Regions from separate parts of the Homo sapiens genome. Here regions 2 and 3 are each linked to region 1. Evidence: chromatin contacts called from ENCODE Hi-C or POLR2A ChIA-PET data. All regions are on one chromosome and are shown on one strand. Each heading gives the region's core, a stretch centred on a gene start or an enhancer-like site at or near the end of the contact. The rest is flanking DNA. Distances are from core to core; before and after follow the strand shown.

What was found. Hi-C counts contacts between places; a loop is a spot of excess contacts on that map. ChIA-PET counts read pairs that join two places held with the same protein, here RNA polymerase II (POLR2A). Pooled maps may share reads with other maps.
Region 2: a loop to region 1 is called in a pooled map, with 4 times the contacts of the local background. The contact joins the promoter of NDUFS2 here to the promoter of F11R in region 1. A Hi-C loop is called at or near these places in 7 of 50 pooled maps. POLR2A ChIA-PET finds 5 or more read pairs at or near these places in 7 of 52 experiments (CD4-positive, alpha-beta T cell, MCF 10A, PC-3 and 3 more).
Region 3: a loop to region 1 is called in a pooled map, with 3 times the contacts of the local background. The contact joins the promoter of B4GALT3 here to the promoter of F11R in region 1. A Hi-C loop is called at or near these places in 7 of 50 pooled maps. POLR2A ChIA-PET finds 5 or more read pairs at or near these places in 18 of 52 experiments (A673, B cell, BJ and 14 more).

Annotation. Positions count from the first base shown.
Region 1 is chr1:161,018,950-161,023,514 of GRCh38, forward strand. F11R (F11 receptor) reads right to left here and starts at 2,203. Exons shown (of 10, transcript NM_016946.6): 1 at 2,061-2,203. The coding sequence starts at 2,124. RefSeq lists enhancers at 1,444-1,573, 1,584-1,633, 1,934-2,183, 2,336-2,933.
Region 2 is chr1:161,199,062-161,203,626 of GRCh38, forward strand. NDUFS2 (NADH:ubiquinone oxidoreductase core subunit S2) reads left to right here and starts at 3,306. Exons shown (of 14, transcript NM_001377299.1): 1 at 3,306-3,419; 2 at 4,376-4,482. The coding sequence starts at 3,325. RefSeq lists enhancers at 1,258-1,979, 3,244-3,573.
Region 3 is chr1:161,175,206-161,179,770 of GRCh38, forward strand. B4GALT3 (beta-1,4-galactosyltransferase 3) reads right to left here and starts at 2,302. Exons shown (of 8, transcript NM_003779.4): 1 at 2,218-2,302; 2 at 1,229-1,374; 3 at 603-869; 4 at 1-23. The coding sequence starts at 855. It also overlaps a transcript of PPOX not described here. RefSeq lists silencers at 1,073-1,122, 1,962-2,011, 2,222-2,391 and enhancers at 1,990-2,489, 3,628-4,129.

The DNA of each region.
Region 1 (4,565 bases), core at 953-3,452:
TGATTATTTTAGGATTATCATAAATAATATAGGAAATTAGAGGGAGAAAAAAGAAAGGAAGCAGTGGCAAAGGATAGGGAGTAAGCAGCTCCAGGAAGCTTTTAAGCCTGACAAATACTGTCACAGACAAACACTGTTACAAATACAGTCACTCACACAGAAGAAACTTCTGGGCTTAGGGGAAAAATACTGGCACAGTACAAAGGTTGGAAAAACCTTTAGTACCAGAACCACATAACCAAAAATTGACTATGGGTGTCACTAGCAGTTCTAAAATACAGGCAGAAGTAAAATAGGCAAGGGGTAGGGAAAAAAGGGAAATTAAAGAAAAGGGAACTCAAAGAGTAGAAAAAAAGGAAGACATGGCCAGCCGCGGTGGCTCACACCTGTAATCCCAGCACGTTGGGAGGCCGAGGCGGGTGGATCACCTGAGAGCAGGAATTCAAGACCAGCCCGACCAACATGGTGAAACCCCATCTCTACTAAAAACAAAAAATTAGCCGGGCGTGATGGTGCATGCCTGTAATTCCAGCTACTCGGGAGGCTGAGGCAGGAGAATCGCTTAAACCCGGAAGGCGGAGGTTGCGGTGGGCCAAGATGGCACCATTGCACTCGAGCCTGGGCAACAAGCGAAACTCTAACTCAAAAAAAAAAAAAAAAAAAGAGGGAGACATGAATGAAGAAGCTAGTGGGAAAGTAAGTTTAAAGGTAAGTAAGACAGTAGATTCTGAAGCAGTATCCCAAACAGTTCTTGTGCTATAGGGTGCCTGAGATGCTGGATCAAAGAATGGAAAAAGGAAAAGCAAGTCAAGAGGGTTTGGTTCCATTCCCAGGTTCCACCCCTAACTCTATTGTCATTGAAGTCATTTCCCCTTTTGGACTTGTTTCCTTATCAGTAAAATAGAAAGAGGATGATATATGCCTCTGGTCCAATCTCTCCCAAGGGTTTATGTTGTGATAAGGTAGAAATGAGCAGTCAATCCATCTAAGGGCAGGGAATCTACATACACCAAACTGATTGTAATCATTCATTTAACACTTTCTAAAACAAGAACCTTGGGGGTGGGGGGAGACTCATGTAGAACACATACTGACACAACTACTCACACAACGACACGCACACTCAAGAATCAGATAAACACACAGGTACTGCCACAGGTTGACTAACGCACAAACCAACCGACTAAACGCTCAGCCCCACACAAACACATCTAGAGACAGAGGCATGCCCTAGCAAGTGAGCCTCATTGTTCCTCAGGAAAGGGAGTTTACAAAGGAAACAAAAACTCTCATACACAGCCAGAGGGAGGGCAGAGCTCTGGCTCTGATGAGAATCCAGCCAACCAACAGATACACTCTCCCCCTGGGAAGAGTCACTCAATCAACAACACGTATTAAGGACTCCTGAGGTAGTTATTCCATAAAGGAACTTCGCTGGAACCTCTGCTGCGCTTAGAGAAATTTCAGGTTTCTATTGCATTTCCTCTTTAGACTGTGCACCCAGACATTTTCCCAGAGCAACCGCCGCAATTCAAAGATTCAGAAGAGCCAGAGACTCCTTCAGCAAAAGCTAGGGGAAGAGACTTCCACCCCAGACCACCTCCATTTGATTTTCTTCGAAGACCGTTAAAGGAGCCAAGGCTCCCGGCTGCGCAGCGGGGTTCGTGGATGCTGGGTGGCCGTTGGAGGGGCAGGCTGGCCCTTCCCAGGTGCGTGTGGAGCGCGCGCTGGGTAGATGAGTGTGGAAGGGTCCTTGGCCCGACGGCCCTCTCCAGTGAGGACGAGGAGTGTACCTCTGGTGTGTGCAGATGGGTCAGCTCCCTCCTGGTGGCCGTGAGGGGTGCGGTCACAACTCACCAGTGTGGGGGAGGGGAGCCAGCCACTCACCCAGCTGTGAGAGTGGTGAAAGAGGGACCAGCCAGGGGTGGAAAAGATAATTCGCAGAACGATATAGGAAGGTTTCTGAGCTCCTCCCCTCCCGCGGGCTAGGGGCGTGGGGAGAGCCTTCCTCCAACCTCTGACCCGACCAACCGATTCCTCCCGAAACTCTGGGAACTTACACAACAGGATCGCCAATATGAAGAGGCACAACAGTTTCCTCTCGACTTGCGCCTTTGTCCCCATCGCGATCAGGCTCCCGACACAACAGCCGCCGAAGGACTCCTGGGAACAGACACAGCTCCGCGACTACAGCGAGGGGACTGAGAGCCAGCCGCCAGGTGGAACCCCGCCCGGCCCCGCCCTCCGCGCCTGATTGGCCAGCTCCCCACCCCTGCACGTTCCGATTGGTGTAAGGAACCGCTGCTCTTCAGAACGAGTCACCTCGGCCAGGTGTTACCCCGCCGCCACTCCCCGCCTCGGCGCACTGGCGCCTTTCCCCACAGGAGCTGCCTCAGATTGGCCCAGGAGACTGTCGCGTCAGGAGACGAATTCCGCACCTTCAGCAGGTGACGGCCCCCTGATTGGTTGGTGTTCCCGAAGTAGCGACTTCCTGACTGGCTGGGTTCTCAGTTGGAGCTAGAGGGCTGAGAAGTACCTCTAAGGAGGAAGTAGGAAAGGCAGTCGTGGTGTGGGATTTACGGAGACCGGCTTGGCTTGGGGTTTTGTGTTTGTTTGAATGTAAGTTGCTTGGTGCAACTGCACCTGCAGTTTGGTCCTGCAGAAACTTTGGTCCTGCCTCTTGGCAAGTAAAAAACAAATATTAATATGGGAGGGTAGGGGAGAAGACCCGGAGAGAAATGGAATGTTACTTTGGCACCACCTCCAAACTGTTCCTCTGTCCACCCCACCGGCTTTGAGAGATGAGCTACGCTGGGAGGAAGAAAGGGGAAAAAAAAGGGAAAGGGAGCACTCAACTGGAAAATGGGAGCCTGGGCAGTATAGTCCCAGCTACTTGGGAGGCTGAGGTGGGAGGATGGCTTGAGCCCGGAGGCGGAGGTTGCAGTGAGCCTAGATCGCGCCACTGAACTACAGCCTGGGCGACAGAGCCAGACCCTGTCTCAAAAAACAAACAACAACAACAAAAATTTAAAAACCCACAACAACACAACTTGGGAAGAGCAGAATTACGTTATCTCAAGAAGAAAGTTAAACAGATGTACACAAAACACACCCAGATGATACAAACTGAGCTGAACATGCTCTAGAAACATCTCTGGGTGACTGGATATGTCCTTTACACATATTTGATCTGTGAACAGGTCCCTACATTTCAGAATTGTTTGTTTTCTCACTGTGACTAATAGTTGTGTGCTGACTAAGCCACCTTTTTTCTATAGACAATGTTGATACTCAAACTTTCTGTTAATATTTATATTGCTACATCATTTTTAATTGAAATTCATGCTCAACACCTTTGCTAGTTGTAGTTTCTATTTTACGATGATTTAATTTTAACTGTACTAAGCATATGCAGACTGTGGGGAAAAAACTTCCTTAGCATTACCTCATTGCAAGGGAAAAGACCACATTTTTATCCAAAAGAATGATATTGTTTGACATTTTGCCTTTTTCACCTTTGCTCTCATTCCTTTGTCCCCATCTCTTTGGCCAAAGTTCTGCTTCTGGTTCCATTCAATTTAAACCACCTACTGGGTGCTTAATAGTCTTGGCCGGGTGCGTGGCACACGCCTATAATCCCAGCACTTTGGGAGGCCGAGGTGGGTGGATCACCTGAGGTCAGTCTGACTAACGTGGTGAAACCCTGTCTCTACTAAATACAAAAAAAATTAGCCGGGCGTGGTGGCACATGCCTGTAATCTGAGCTACTTGGGAGGCTGAGACAGGAAAATCGCTTGTACCTGGGAGGAGGAGGTTGCAGTGAGCTGAAATCGCGCCATTGCACTCCAGCCTGCTGGGCATCAAGAGCGAAACTCCGTCTCAAAAAAAAAAGAAAAGAAAAGAAAGAAATTTAAAGTCTTGGAGAAAGGTATATACACTGACAGCTGGGCTCTGTGACGTGTGCCTGTAATCCCAGCTACTCAGGAGGCTGAGGCAGGAGGGGAGGATCACTTAAGGCCAGGAGTTTGAAACCAACCAGGGCAACATAGGGAAAAGACTCTGTGTCTAAGAAATTTTATTTATTTATTTATTTTTGAGACGGAGTCTTGCTCTGTCGCCCAGGCTGTAGTGCAGTGGCGCGATCTCTGCTCACTGCAAGCTCCGCCTCCCGGGTTCACGCCATTCTCCTGCCTCAGCCTCCGGAGTAGCTGGGACTACAGGCGCCCGCCACCATGCCTGGCTAATTTTTTTTTGTATTTTTAGTAAGACGGGATTTCACCGTGTTAGCCAGGATGGTCTCAATCTCCTGACCTTGTGATCCGCCCGCCTCGGCCTCCCAAAGTGCTGGGATTACAGGCGTGAGCCACCGCGCCCAGCCTATTTATTTATTTTTATTTTTATTTATTTATTTGTTTTTTGAGACGGAGTTTCACTCTTGTTGCCCAGGCTGGAGTGCAATGGCGCGATCTCGGCTCACCGCAACCTCCGCCTCCCGAGTTCAAGCGATTCTCCTGCCTCAGCCTCCCTAGTAGCTGGGATTACAGGCATGTGCCACCACGCCTGCT
Region 2 (4,565 bases), core at 2,056-4,555, 180 kb after region 1:
TCTCCGCGCCAGCTCTTTTAAGCATGGTGAGCCTCTGCGATTGATTGGCTGATCTCTAAGCCACTCAGCTGAGCTCTGTCGGTGGGACTCAGATGGGTGTATCATCGCTTCCCAAAAAAATGGGACTTGCCCAGGGGAGGGGAATCTCTAGCAGCCGAATGGATAATAGGCACTGGGCCAGCTGATGACATAGCCTTTTCCCAAACCCCACAATCAGCCCTCAGCTGTCTCTTTCCCTTTTTGGTGGGACAGAGCCCCAGGAGAGGCAGAGAGTGAGGGAAAGGGCCTGGCCGGCATGCACAGATAGGATCACGGTCCTGGGAGAATTCCTGCTCTTATAGTCTAACCTACCATGGCTTCTCTTTTCTCAAGGCTCCCTCATGCTGCCCTTTGGCCCTAGTGGCTGGTTTCCAGGGCTGAGGGGACTGAGTGAGCTGCCTGAGAAAAGAGGGTAGGGAACAGGTAAGGAGGCATCAAGAGGGAAGAACAAATAAAAGAGGTAGCTTGACATGGCTCAGGATAGAACTGAGCAGCTGGGAAGAGTAAAAAAGGCAGAACATTGGGGGAGGCAAGGAGACAGTGATCAGGGAGTTGACTGCCCAAAGGTAGGATGATCCTGCTTGGAATGAACATAACAGAGGCGGCAGATGACAAGGCAGGAGGGGTTAACGACTTTTCCTTTTATAGAAGGCGGATCCAGGGTGGCACCTCCTCTTTTCTAACGTCCCTTCTCTCCCTCAGGATCCCCCTTCCTGAGTTACCACTACCCACCCCCTCCAAAGCCCAGAACAGCCATTCCGCCTCCATTTCCCCCCAGGGTTCCCCCTCCCCACTTCCTGACTCCCCATTTCCCTGGCCCAGCTCCCAGTAGCTTCCCCCAGGCTTTTGGCCCTGCTCCTACCCACTCCCAACTGCCCTAAACCCTCCCCCAGCCTCAAGTCAGCCAGCCCCCAGCATAGGCAAGACTTGCTCTCAGGAACCCAGATTCACCCAGTATCAATCTGGGAGAATCCCCACCTGGCTCCCACCATCCACCCCACCTTGCTCTGAGAACCCAGTGGTTCCTGGAATATCTAGTCATCTTTTCTTTTTAATTCTCCCTGGGGCAGGGAGAGGGTGGAGACAGCATTGTGCATATAGGGAAATTAGGGTACTGGGAGAAATCCATTGCCTGGGGTGGGGAAAGTGGCTGGGGAGGAAGAGGTGGTGTTAGGGAAAGGAAGCAAATTATTCCTTTGGCTTTGGATAGGAGGGAACTCGGAAAAGAGGTCTTGGGTATGAACTCTCAAGGCAAGGAAGGGTTCAGAAGTAGGGGCAATTTCTGCTCACCCCATCCTCTGGCTGCTTGTTTCCCCAGGAAATCCCCAGGAAGGAGAGTGCAGTCAGCAGTCTCTTTCCTTTCCCAGAAGTGGACCACCTCCTCTTGCCTCTATTCCCCTATTCACTCTGCTTTGTCACCTCCTGTCCCCCGCATATCATATCCGTCAGAATACTTCCTTTCCCCCTCCCTTCCTGCTCAGGTCGGTAATACCTGCCCTGGTGCCTATCACTTCCTGGATCACCCACCCCCTTGTGACTGCCAGACCCACCTCTTGACCCACCACTTGCCTGACCCTGGTTCTAAGCCAACGGGGCTGGGACTAGAGGAGTCGGACAAAGGGTGGGAGACCAGAAGGGGCAGGGGCAAGAGGAGCTATCACCAGAGAACTCTACTGCCCCTTTCCACTCCCCTATTTGAGATGAGGACAAAGGGGGTGACTAAGCAATGAAAGACAAAGGGCTTTAGAGTGGCTGCAGCAGTGTGTGTGGGGGTGTTGGCAGCAGGGAGAAGGCACAAAAGCTGCAGTGTCCTAGGCAGCCCCTCAGGAGCCCCCCACCCCAGTCCCAGCTCAAGCTGCCTCCAGGGCCAAGCAGCCCAAAGTCTATCCTGACTTCTCCCAGGCTGGATCAAGGCAAATAAATGCAGTCCTTCCCATCCCCCACCACCATGGCCACATTTGCTGTGTTTCAACAATAGAAAGAAGGCCCAGGGAAAGAGCAAGGAATGAGGACAACAGAGGGACCAAACCTCTGCCCTGGCTCTGTGGCAGCTGCCTTGTCTAGCCCAGGTCCTGGTCAGTTCCCACAGCTAAGGATCTGGCCCCACCCTTTGGTACAGTTCCCATTAGGTCAATTCCCAGGCCAGAAGTCTGGCTTTCCCCTCTTTCTCTGCAGTGAAGAATTCCACCATCTCTGCTTCCTGGTCTGTCTGCCTCACCCTGCTGCGCTGCTGGTGGGCTGTGTCCCTGGGATCCTGTCTAGGGGATATCTGGGGAAGGCCTCTTTCCAGGCTCAGAGTTGGAGAGTTGTACAAACTCTACGGGTGGGTGGCCCAGCTGGAGTTGGGCTTAGAGGCAGAGGGAGAAAACAGGAACTAGCCTCTAAGGCTGGAAGAATCTTTGTCCATACAGAATTGTGATCAGACTCCTGGTGCTACTACATTTCCGTGCTGTTGGCCATTACCCAGGAGGGCTATAGCAGGGTCAGAAAGACGTTAGGGAAAAGAGGCTGACGCAAGACGGAAGTGGGGTGTGAGGCATCTCTAAGGGCGCTTCCTGGGTCTGTGATTCTGTAGGTTCGGGAAGCCTGGAGGATGTCAGGGTCACCCACAGAGGACCTCCACTCCCCCATCTGGGATGAGGTGGCTCCTACACACCCCGACACTCCCCTCCGCACCACCAATGCCGGCGGCCTTGGCATCCTATTCTTTTTTGTTTTGGTTTGGCGGGAGCTCTCAGACCCGCCCAGCCCCACTTAGGCTCCTTTCTCCAATCTCAATTTATGACATCTGGAAATTAGCTGGCTTTCCCAACTCCTGTCTTTTGGATTCAGTGATGGGAAAGTAATTGGCAAAGCCTGGGGCTACCCTATAAGGGCAGGGCTCAGATACAATCCGAGAGCAGGACTAAAGCATGAGGGCGGCCAAGGCGGAAGGGAGTAGGGAAGGAAGCGCCGCGCGTTTCCAAGATACGCAGGCGGGCTCGGCGAGAGAGCACGAAGTATCTGCCCCACGCAGGAACGGCAATTTTCCCTTGCTCGCTCCTAGAAAAGCCAGCCAGGAGCTGTGGGAGGAAACGCCCTCAGTAAAGATGACCGCGGTCACTGTTATCTAAACGCAAGTGAAGCCGAGTCACAGGACCCGGATGTTGTCAGTTCGACGGTAAACGACCCTGCCAGCTTCCAAGAGGGCGGCTTCACTGTGCGAATAGGTGAGAAGCCAAGAAGGAGGCGCGCTGGAGTTACTTCCGCCCGGTTCTCCTTCCCGCAGTCTGCAGCCGGAGTAAGATGGCGGCGCTGAGGGCTTTGTGCGGCTTCCGGGGCGTCGCGGCCCAGGTGCTGCGGCCTGGGGCTGGAGTCCGATTGCCGATTCAGCCCAGCAGGTGAGATCGAGGGCAGCTCTCGACACACTTTCTCCAAGGCTAGGGTTTCTCAGGTTGGGGACGCTTTACTCCCCCAGAAAATAATAACCCAAGCCTGTGACCCCATTGTCCATCCCTGATTTCTTGGGCTACGGGATGCAGTGGCGCCCACTCTGGCGAGGGAGGGGAGAGGGTCTAGAGTTCGTTCGTGCCGAGGTGAAATCAGCGGAGTGGGAGACTCTGCTTTTTAGCTTCAGTAATTTGAATGCACCTCTCCTGTCATACCTGAGTAGAGCTCAGCCAAAGAGCCAGAATGCTCGCTGTCTCTCTGTCGTTGACCTTGAACAAACACTTTTCTCACGTTCATATTCACCTGGTTGATAATATCAATATGATGAAAATATGAAGAAGCTAGGATCCCAACCTTGCATGCCCAGGGGTGATGGGTGGAGTTATTCCAGGAATAATTTGTTAGTAGGAATGGAACCTCTAGAGTTCCAGCTTGTTTTGCCGAAGCTACATTAACTTCAGATCAGTGACTTGGCATTAAAAAATCCAGGACATTGGCTGGGCGCGGTGGCTCACACCTGTAATCCCAGCACTTTGGGAGGCCTAGGCGGGCAGATCATCTGAGGTCGGGAGTTCGAGACCATCCTGACCAAAATGGAGAAACCCCCGTCTTTAAAAAAATACAAAATTAGCCGGGTTTGGTGGCGCATGCCTGTAATCTCAGCTACTTGGGAGGCTGAAGCAGGAGAATCACTTGAACCCGGGAGGCGGAGGTTTCAGTGAGTCGAAATCACACCATTGCCCTCCAGTATGGGCAACAAGAGTGAAACCCAGTCTCAAAAAAAACAAAAAACAAAACAAAACAAAAAAACAGGTCATCCTTCCTGGGTCCCCTTGAGAGTGAATGGGAACACAGGAACCAAACACTGTTCAGGCCCTTTGTCTAGGATCTGTCTTTGACTCCCCAGAGGTGTTCGGCAGTGGCAGCCAGATGTGGAATGGGCACAGCAGTTTGGGGGAGCTGTTATGTACCCAAGCAAAGAAACAGCCCACTGGAAGCCTCCACCTTGGAATGGTGAGTGACCAGAGTTGCTGTCCCAACCCACACCCATCCCTGCCCCCAGCTGATTTCCTTTTCTTTTTTTGAGACAGGGTTTC
Region 3 (4,565 bases), core at 1,052-3,551, 160 kb after region 1:
AAAGGACACCGACACAGGACCCACTGTTGGGAAGGAATGGCAAGTAGAGGGATCAGAGGGGCAAAGAGAAAAGAATCAAACTAGGGTTTGGGAATACCTCTGACACTGGCAGTCTGGTTCTGGGGCTTAGTTCTCAGGGCTCACTCAGAAATCTCGCATGCCTTGGATTACCTATCACTGGGACAGCTCTACAAAGGCTGGAAGGTGCAGGATCCTTACCTAGCCTTCTCTTCTTATTTTAGGGTTGCCTAACTTTCTCCTGTCTTACAGGGTTGGAAGCTATAGTTGAAGGCTGGAGAGACTTGCAACTAATTAAACCAGGGCTCATCTACAAGGAAAACAATTCCTAGCCTGGGGCAGGAAGAGCCCATAAAGGGACAAGCAGTAGAAAGTGGAAACCCAATAGTCTAATCTAAACTCCCAATTCAGAGTCTACTCTATCTCAACCTCAGCCCTCTATCTCAACCTCAGCCTACCTGCAGCCTCAGCCTACCTATCCTCTTCTAAGTTCCACTTCTGCCACTCCATGCCTCCCTATCCCCAAGCCTCCCTGTCTCCGCACCTTGTCCTTCCTTTCACCACCTCCTTCCTCCTGCACTTACCTAAGAGAGGAGATCGTTCTGGACAGTAGGGCAGACCTTGAGGAGCTGGAGGACCCCCTGGGGCCCCAGGCAGGTGACTGAGGTTACTGTAGACATCACGAGGGTGAGAATAGTCAAATGTCGGTCCCTGATCTCGGCCAAATAGGGCACTGAGACTTCGGAAGCCCCCCAGTGACAGGTACATCATGACAGCCAGCTGGGAGCCCACAAGCAGGGCCAGCGTGCAAGGCCGCTCCAGCAGCCTCCGCAACATCCTGGGGGTGAGATCTAGGGAGGGAGAGGGGAATTCTGGGGGTAGGCAGGAAGAGAGCAAGCCAGCAGAGAGGTCAGTAGGTAGGGTTGAAGGTGATGCCAGGGGTAAAGAGGAAAAAGCAGAAAACAAAGTCACAGAAGGGAGCACACAGGTGCACAGTCACGCAAGGAAACAGAATGTAACCACCAGTAACCCTACCACCTGTCACTTCAGCCCAAGTTTCGCTCTCCTCTACCTCCCCCCAAACCACTCCCACCATCTACTGTCAGTCCTCACCCCCAAAAATGTTTACATCATTCAAATCTCATGTTCATTTCAGAAAGTCTCTAGAGAACCCCCTCTTCCAATTTTAGAAGGGAAGAGATAGACTCACCTAGGTTCAAGCTGTCTTCTTAGGGATCATGGGGGCTCCAGGGGGTCCCGGGGGGACAGAGATGTGAGGCATTATCTAAAATTGGAAATGTCACAGAGGGCAGAGAAAGGCTCCATCCAGCACTCCAGCAGCGAATCTGGGACCAGCTGGAACAGAAGTGGTAAAGGATAACTAGCTACCTGCACCGCCAGAGATCAGGATCAGGGTGAAGCTGGTTTCCCAGCAGGCGAAGTGAAGGAAAGTGGTTGGAAAGGAAGAGGAGGAGCAGGAGATGGTAGGTCCCTCGCCTATCTCCCGTGCTACCCTGGAATGATAAGTGTCAGGTTCATACTTAACCACCCCCGTACCCCCACCCCAACAGGACAGATTGGGGAGTGGGGACAGGACAGCTAATGGAAACATTGTTTTCCCCCAGACCAAGAACCAGTTGAAGTGGCGACAGAGTCATGACAGGACCGTGGAGTGGCCTAAGGAGTACCCAGGGCGAAGTAGGAAACAGGCTCCTTCTATTCTTCATGTGCCTGGGTGCCAACTCCTCAGGTGCAGGGACCGTGACCACCTGGGGGCTGTAAGCGAACAGCCCCGGAGCTCGGCGGAGAGTAGGGTGGGGGTGGCGTCCTCTACCTTTTCTACCTTTCCCCTCTTCTAGCGGGGGTGGGGAGGAGGGTTACTGCTGAAGAGAAAGGGAGAGGGAGAGCAGGGGCAGAGACAGTCAGGGGTGGCTGGAAGGGCTCACCTAGAGGGGCGTGGTCCGCGCTGTGGAGGGGGTTAAAACCCAGCTCTTTCGGAGCACGCCCATCCTATCCCAGTCTCTTGCTTTTGCCCTACCTACTAGCAACGTGAGCCCGCCCGGCCCCCGTCCATACTTCCACCTAGGACCCCGTCCCTGCTCAGGCTCGTCTCCAGGCGTTACCCAAAACTTCTCACTCTCTCGAATGCCCAAACCTTTATCCCAGGCCTCCGTGTCGACGCATTCCCAGCGCACATACCTGGTCTTTTGCTGCCTGTCGTCACCGCCACCCCAACAGCCGGGCAGGCATCGCTGCCGCCATCTTGGAAGCGGGCGCTGCGGGGGCGGGGTCTCGCGTCATGGGGCGGGGCCTCGGGGCGGAGCCACCCGGGCTGACTAGGCACCCGGTCCCAGACACCGCGTGGCCGGGGGCTTGTGAGGGAGCAGCGCCTGAGCCTGCCCACCTGGAACGCGTTGTAGGCGACCCCCTGGGGAGCGGGTGCTAGGGTTCAACTCCACTACGCAGACTGCTAGTGGGATTTCATTTCCTGCCCCTCAGATTTGTAAAAGCAGAAGCTCAAGCCCTTCATTTTCCTCTGGGCCGAGACTGATCAGGAGGCTAGTGAGCCGGTTTCTGGTGCTCCGCTGACCTCGTTATCACCTTGTGGTTGGCTGAGCCCTCTCCCAGTGTGTCAGTGGCACCCCCTGCAGCCTAGTGCCACTTAGTATCAATTGTTCCTTACGCAGGCTACAGCGTTGCGGACCGCTCTAGCGCATTTTTGTATTCCCGTTGTATCCCGCAGGCCTGGAAATAAAAAGCGATTAGTTAATAAAACAATGAAACATTGAAGGTGGAGGGAAAGACAGCGTCTTCTTTAAAGTCAAATGATGTTTCCCCAGATATTAGAGTAAAATGGATGCTCCGTTAACATGCAATATGTTTACCTTACGACAAACACTACCGCCTAGCATATTGTGTTCCTTAGAAGCAGATATTCACGCTGAAGAAGCAATCAGAGACTTGAATAACTCACAGAATCTGCCCCAAAAAGCCCATGGTCTTGTGTATCTTGTATGGAGGGAGGGATGTAAACAATATAACGTGATAAATATGCTGGCCTAGAAGTGGCAACTCATTCATACGTGGAGATTCTAGAAAGGCTTCCCAGAAGTGATGGCTAATGGGAAACCTGAAGGACTTGTCTATAGCATATCCTTCTGCTTTAAAGATTCTGTTTTCATGGGAGTTATTTTACAATTCATGTAGGTAACTGATCTGTATGCAAATTCTATCCTGTCTGGTAGAGGTTCAATTAACCTGCTGTTCCCCACACTGTGGGGAAAAAAAGCAGTTTTGGCGTCCATTTTCATATTCATTTCTGTTTTCCTGATCCATAAATATGTCCGTTCTCTAGATTTTCTCTTGTATTAATTATAACATCTGCTAGTTTCTTCATGAGTTAGGTAAAATAAACACGTGTTCATTCTTTTCTTAATTTCTTTTTTCTTTACTTTTTTTTTTTTTTTTTGAGAGGGAGTCTCCCTCCTGTTGCCCAGGCTGGAGTGCAATGGCGCTATCTCGGCTCACCGCGACCTCTGCCTCAGCCTTCCTCAGTAGCTGGGATTACAGGCATGCGCCACCACACCCGGCTAATTTTGTATGTTTAGTAGAGACAGGGTTTCTCTGTGTTGGTCAGGCTGGTCTGGAACTCCCGACCTCAGGTGATCCACCCGCCTCGGCCTCCCAAAGTGCTGGGATTACAGGTGTGAGCCACCACGCCCGGCCTTTTTGTTTACTTTTTTTTTTTTAATTTAAAAATTTGTGACAGGGTCTCACTCTGTCACCCAGGCTGGAGTGCAGTGGCAAGATCACAGCTCACTGCAGCCTCAACCTCCTAGGCTCAAGGGATCCTCCCACCTCAGACCCGTGAGTAGCTGAGTAGCTGGGACAACAGCACATCCAGCTAATTGTATTTTTTGAAGACACAGAGTTTTACCATGTTGTCCAGGTTGGTCTCCAACTCCTGGGCTCAAACTATCTGCCCACCTTGGCTTCCCAAAGCGCTGGGATTACAGGCGTCAGCCACAGCATCAGGCCTCTTAATTTTATTTCTCTTTTTCCTTCCTTCCTTCCTTCCTTCCTTCCTTCCTTCCTTCCTTCCTTCCTTCCTTCCCTTCTTCCTCCCTCCCTCCCTTCGTCCCTTCCCTTCCCTTCCTTCTTTTTTTTCCTTTCCTTTCCTTTTTTTTTTTCCCAAATACCCAGTCTTCAAGGAGAATTTTTTTTTTTTTGAGTCGGAGTCTTGCTTTGTCACCCAAGCTAGAGTGCAGTGGTGCGATCTGAGCTCACTGCAACCTCCGCCTCCCGGATTCAAGCGATTCTCCTGCCTCAGCCTACCGAGTAGTTGGGATTACAGGCTCCCGCCACCAAACCCGGCTAATTTTTGTATTTTAGTGGAGACGGGATTTCACCATCTTGGCCAGGCTGGTCTTGAACTCCTGACCTCATGATCCACCTACCTTAGCCTCCCAAAGTGCTGGGATTATAGGCATGAGCCACTGCACCCGGCCTATGTGTTCATTTTTATGTTGGTATTGACAAAGACCATC